2 separate regions of the Homo sapiens genome follow, and region 1 is linked to region 2. A link is a contact called in ENCODE Hi-C or POLR2A ChIA-PET data. All regions are on one chromosome and are shown on one strand. Each heading gives the region's core, a stretch centred on a gene start or an enhancer-like site at or near the end of the contact. The rest is flanking DNA. Distances are from core to core; before and after follow the strand shown. Region 1 has its middle 350 kb from the start of LINC02719. Region 2 overlaps LOC105369474 (a long non-coding RNA gene).

What was found. A loop is a pair of places that touch in the nucleus more often than their neighbours do. ChIA-PET counts read pairs that join two places held with the same protein, here RNA polymerase II (POLR2A).
Region 1: a map of endothelial cell of hepatic sinusoid shows a loop between it and region 2 (4-fold over the local background). The contact joins two enhancer-like sites. A Hi-C loop is called at or near these places in 4 of 168 maps with a recorded cell type or tissue (DLD1, PC-3, astrocyte of the cerebellum and 1 more). POLR2A ChIA-PET finds 5 or more read pairs at or near these places in 2 of 52 experiments (AG04449 and PC-3).

Annotation. Positions count from the first base shown.
Region 1 is chr11:106,481,638-106,484,763 of GRCh38, reverse strand. No RefSeq gene overlaps it. Among named protein-coding and RNA genes, the nearest start is that of LINC02719, 350 kb to the right of the region's middle. Within about 2 kb of position 1,708, at least 5 of the 41 ENCODE cell types and tissues checked have a DNase peak (open chromatin) inside an H3K27ac peak, as active enhancers do; they include PC-3, where a contact is called at or near this core.
Region 2 is chr11:106,397,534-106,400,744 of GRCh38, reverse strand. All of the region lies in intron 2 of LOC105369474 (a long non-coding RNA gene), which reads right to left. Among named protein-coding and RNA genes, the nearest start is that of LINC02719, 270 kb to the right of the region's middle. Within about 2 kb of position 1,529, at least 4 of the 41 ENCODE cell types and tissues checked have a DNase peak (open chromatin) inside an H3K27ac peak, as active enhancers do; they include PC-3, where a contact is called at or near this core.

The DNA of each region.
Region 1 (3,126 bases), core at 459-2,958, 84 kb before region 2:
TAAATTCTAACTGCAAAGATTGGAGATTTCAAAAAGGAGAAGCTTTGTGGGGGATGACTGCTTACTTTTAAACATAAGCAGTGTTTGATAGCTAAAGATCTAATGGTCATGATGAGGAGAATGAGGATGGTGATGGTGATGATGATATCTTACATTAAACATTGATTGGGATCCAGACACTTTGTCTGTTTGTTTTGAACATACATTATCTTATCTTCACAATGGTTTTACAGAGTGGGGACTATTATTATTTCATTTTTACACACAAGGAAACTGAAATTTAGAAAAAAATAAACAAGCTTTCTGAGGTCATATAGCTTGTACATACTTGACGAGAAATTCAGATTCAAATCTAACAGATTCCAAGATGGATATATGAATCATTGCACAATTGGCAATGGTGTGAATGTGCAGAAGAACACCTAGAGAAATCATTACTTACATATGGGTCAATTAGATTCAGAAATTAAACATAAATAAAGTAGAATCCCATAGAACAGCCCGTCAAAACCCAGATGCGTCATTCCACTTGCTAAATCCTATCTCCCTGCACCCAAACCCATAAAGTTCAGGAGCTGTGAGGTATGGCTTACAACACAGATTTAATATTATAAGCTCACTGACATTTTAAAGTGCTTTTACCAAATAGGTTCACAAATTCGACCACCTCCACCCAGCTAAGACTCACCACTAAAATGAAACCTGTTTGGAGATTTTAAGGATCTTCTGAAATCAACACCGGTGTTTACTAATTGACTGGTTAACTAGTTTACTAGTTAAGCCAGAGTGCCTAGTTCTGGGTTTTCTGCAAATTGAATGATTCATCAATATTGAGAAGCATTGGAGGCTTCGATCCGATTGAAAATTTGCTCATAATTGAACGGATAATTAGATACCAAGTTTAAGGCTTTCCTCCTCAGGATTTTAAATATTTAAACAGGTATTAAATGGATATACCTCCGTATTTATTTTTGGACTACAAATTCTCAGTTCTTCACTGTGTGCCCAATGACAACAAAGGTATGAGTTTTACAGAGACACACTGGATCAGAAGTCAGTTGAACTGAGCCACTCCTAAGACTCCTCACTTAATTCCCATTGCTGTCAGTTTATCTCCCAAACTGATATGTGAAATTCTTGAGGGAAGCATAAAGCTCTGTTATGCTCTGTGCACTTGCTGCCTATAGGAAAACTGGACTCTGCTCCACTTCAATTTTCACATGTTCTCACTCTATCCTTGCTTCCCCTGGCTGTCAAGAGTCAGGGCTCTGGGAGATTTATTCTAGCATACTTTGATTTGATTTTCAGGTAAAAAAAACTATGTCCCAGTAACTTCCTGAACCTCTAGTTCAGTATGAAATAGCTCACCTTTCCACCACTTCCCATTATATAAATTATGCCTTTCCTGCTGGAAGGGGATGATGATTCACCAAAATTCGATACAGCTCTTCCCAATTGCAGGCTTGTTATAAATAGGCGAGTGGCTGTGTTAAATTGTAAAGATTTTAAAAAATATTTTCCAAGAGTAAAGAGCAACAAGCAAAGCTTGGAAAATGTAAGATAAAAGCAAAACACAAAAGACCTTTCTTTCCACTTAAATGGGGGGCTTTGTCCTGCTACGGGGTGGGGGTGGGTTTACAGCAGCTGCTTCTCTGCTTTTGTGTGAGTCACCCACACTTAGGGCACACTTAGGTCAGGGGATCTGGCTCTGGCACTAACCAGCTGTGTGGTTAACCCAGTGATTCTCAACTCAGCTGCTCTTTAAGATTACTGGGAGCTTTAAAAAATACTCAAGCCTCCATTCTGTGCCTGAGCCTCCATTCTAAAGTTATAATAAACAAATAAGAAGGGTAAACAGCTGTCAAAAACTCAGTGGGCCAGGAACTTCATGTAAATAGACATAATTTTTCAAAGCCCCAAAGATGTATATTTTCTCCCATTTTTCTTTAAACATGCAATCCTCTTAGACTTTCAGTTTTTAACATTAGAGAAACATGAATACATCATAAATAATCAACACTCTTTTTAACTCTATCTTAAAATTGTAGGACAAGTATTCATCGTCAGCGCAACTTAAACTTGGCTTTGGTAATAGAAATGCAACAGAGAGAATTAGGGTAAACTTCAGAGTACATGGTATAAGCTTTCCTAGACTGTACTGTGCTGTGCCGTACTGTATATACTATATATACTACTATACTATACTATACTATACTATACTATACTATACTATACTATACTATACTATACTATACTGGACTGTCCTATACTACACTATACTATACTGAAGCAGAACTTTGATTTTTTTTTGGTGAGAAAATAAAGTCATATTTCACAATTTTTAAAAAGAAACTAGAAATTCAAGAATATGGTTGAAGCACCTCAATTTTAAAATGTTGGCAATTCATTGAAAAATAAAATTAAAACATTATATGGGCCCACATTAGGCCAGCAAAATGTAAGCTTCGGACTTAGTGTAGACTGCAGGATGCCAGTTGAAACCTTGAGAAAACTGCCTATCATGTACTTGAAAGGTAGACCTGGATTCAGATCCCCACTATTTCTGTTACTGGTCAATGTCTGACAAGTAGTAACTCCTCAATCAATGCAAATATTGTTATTATTCTACTGTCTTTCTACTCTAACAATCTAAATCCTTAGTATAATTTTTTTATCTGTAGGATTTTTTGAAATACTTACCTGGAATCTAAGCAATCAGAAAGTTTAAAAAAAAGATTTTTTTACAGTTTATATATTCTACACATGATTTTTTAATGAAAACAGATGAGCGGTAGCAGGGATTTATTCTTGCAGAGTAATGCTAGTATCAATAAAGATCTCTCATTCCAACGTCTCAATCCTTTGACACCCACAACTGTAAGTAAAAGGTAGGGTTTATAATAATGACATGTGCCTCTGTAAGTCTCTAAAGAATGTCAATAAAAATAGTAAATAATGTCAAGTATTTTCGCATTAAACGTATTGTTGTGTTGTCTATAATCCAAATTCATGCAATGGAAATTTAATCCCCATTGCAACAGTGTTAGGAGTGGGGGCCTAATAGAAGGTGTTTAGGTCATGAGGGCTTCACCTTCCTGAATGGATTAATGCCACTATAAAAAGGGC
Region 2 (3,211 bases), core at 280-2,779:
CCTAGTAAGTGACTGAGTTAGAGTTGGAACATGGACAGTCAGCCTCAAAGATCACACTGCTAGCCACTCTGCTCTCCTGCCTCTCCACTAAGAGTTAACTTGGTAAGAAATTATGAATGTTGACTTATTTTGACAGCAATTTGACACCGCACTTTAAAAAAAAACATATTCCCTTAATCCAGTTTCATTAAGGTTTGATATGCTTTCTCTTATCACACTTAACACTCCTCAGAGTAAAACTCATACTTCATATGTGTTCTCTAGTGCCTATAGTTAAGCTCACCTACTAACTATTATACTATGGCTTAATAAAATTAGGGTAAGCAAAAATAGCTACCTGTTTCCAAGTATTTAGTATATGCTATGTGCTATGGTAAGTATTTTTCCAGCAGTTTGTCATTGAAACCTTTCTCCTGTAGCAGCTGTTCTTTCATGAGTGCAAACTAGGTAGTTCACAATAGTCTCAACATTCGTGGTGCATCAGAATCACCTGTGAGTGGTCCTCGCATACAATTACCAGGCGCCAGTCCTGGCGATTCTGATTGAATTTGTCTGAACTGCAGCGGCATGAGGATAGTTTTAGACCCTCCCTACTTGCCTTCATCTGCTTCGTGCTTCTGTAACAGAATATATGAGACTGCGTAGTTTATAAAGAACGGAAATTTATTTCTTATAATACTAGAGGCTGGGAAGTCCAAGATGAAGGGGCTTAAATCTGGTGAGGGTCTTCTTATTGCATCATCCCATGGTGGAAGGCAGAAGGACAAGAGAGCATGTGTATGAGAGAGAGCAGGGCAGGGGGCTGAAGTTAACCCATTCCCAAGATAATGGTGTTAATTCATTCATGAGGATGGAGCCCACATGACTTAACCACCTCAGAAAGGTCCGACCTCTTAACACTGTTGCGTTGGGGATTAAGTTTCAACGCATAAACTTTGGGGTCATGTTCAAATCACAGCACTACTGAATTCCAATGTGCAGTCAGAGTTGAAAACCACTCTGAGCTAAATGCTTTACATATGAATTTTATTTAAACCTTAGGAAAACCTAGTGAGGTCGGTATTATTTTCCTCATTTTATTTATGAGGAAATTGGTTCAGAGAAGTTAAATAACTTGGCCAAATTACTAAAGGGCCAAGCCAGGGATTCCAACCTGTGTCTTGCTAACTCAAAAGTTTATTGCCATAACCATCACACTATTCTACGCAGGAGCCATCCCATTTGTGGAATTCAGTTAAGGGCCTGGCCTGGATGCATTTCTAGCCTTCCACTGCCACTCACCTACTACTACACCCTCCCCCTCCCATGGCAGCCTCTCACTCTCCAGTGGCCTGACTTAAAAGCTTATGCCATTTCACATTATTCCAGCTTTATTGGCTCAACAGTGAAGTTAGGACATCTTTCCAGATGGCAGCCAAGCTTCAGTATAGAGCAAAGCAAAACCAACCACAGGGGAAGGTTGCACTATATCTACTTAAGTACATTCTTTTGATGTGAATAGTGTGCCTCGCACTCAGAGTAAATTAGTTTAGTCAGGCTTAGTCAGAGACCCAGGGGGAGATGCTTGGATTCAGGCAGCGGGCCAGAATGCAGCCGCCCTAAAGTATTTCCATAAACCATCACACTGCTAATATTGCAGCCAGAGGCCTTTTTGGAGTTCAGCTTTGTGTTTTACAATTTCACTCTAAAAAGTAGTTTATGCAGCGGGAACTAAAAAAATCACTTTACATTTGACTTTCCTTTTGGTCACATGGACTTCACCCAAGACACCCCTTCTGAGAGTTGGCAAGAGATGAGGAGGTTCCCAGCCTTGGTCCTGGCTTAATAATCATTCTTTACTTTTGCAGTATCCTCATTAAAGTCATTCCACACACATGGCCTCATGAGCTCATAGGTTACTAGACAAGGTGATATTTCTATGCTGTATATTTAAAATGAATCTTACAAACCTCCTAAAAGAAAGGAAGGAAGGAGAAGAGAGAGAAAGAAAGGAAGGAAGGGGGGAAGAAAAAGAAGAAAGAAGGAAAATAATCTACTAACTCTCACTGATATTACAAAATAAACATATAAAGACTGACGATGAACATTCTCCCCATTCTTGTTTCTCTGACTCTCCTCCTCTCGTGCTTCCCTTTGCATGCTCCACTGCAGCCGTCCAGGGTGAGCACTGTGCCTGTCACATGCTGCCACTTTCAGGGCAGCTCCACTGATCTTTGCGTGGACTTTATTGCTCTTTCCTGCTCCAGAGAAATGCTCTTACCCTCAAATGGAATTGTTTTCCTCCTGCTCTTTGTCTTCTCCTTCCCATCACTTCCCATCCCATTCTTCCTCCATAGAGCCCTGAGTTGTTCTACCCTGCCTACTGACCTCAGCAGTAGTAGTCAGCATCCCAATATCTTCCACATGAATATCTTTCCCATCATATGTGGCTTCCCTTTACTTTTTTCTCTCCCCACGACCTGAAATCTTCCTACTCTGTCTCCCGCCTCCGCCTCATTTTGTCTTCTTTTCCAAATTTACCATTTATGTTATATTGCAAATATTTATTGAGCGGCCAGCCTGCTGGGCACTGCAAGGAGATGACAGAATTGTAAATCTCTGCCCTGGAGCAGCTCCAGTCTGGCTTCTCTGAGTGAATTCAAACAGATGTGGCTAGATCTAAACCTTCATCTCTCTTTTACTCTGAAACCTTACAGCGGCCCCAATTGTTCTTACCTGCAGTCTCTCTTGCTGACATCCATCAATCAGCGTCTGCACCCTAACAGTTACAAAGGAAACAAAAGACACCTAAAGCTATTAACTACTACTTCCCAGAAAGCCTCATTACCATCCCGTGGAAGTAATATCCGGAGTAGCAGATTAGCCTTCTTGCAAAAGAAAAATGCAACAAATTATTTCTAAGCTGAGTTTAAGAAGATCATACTTTAGACGGGCACCAGAATTCCCCTTGTGTCAGTGCCTTGGAAGACCCCCAGGCAAGTTTAGAAATCCCCATTTAACCTAAGGGTTAAATGTTGTCAAAATTCAGCAGGCAGTTCCTCCTTTTTACCTCTCCTGGTTGAAAGAGAACATGTCACAAATTAATAAAAGAATATTTTTGGGGTGCCATATGTCAGAACATTCTAAGTACATTTTTCATTTAAACCTCTTAACAATCATTTAGAGGTTCTATGATCATGTCCATTTGGCAGATTAGGAAACTGACGCACAA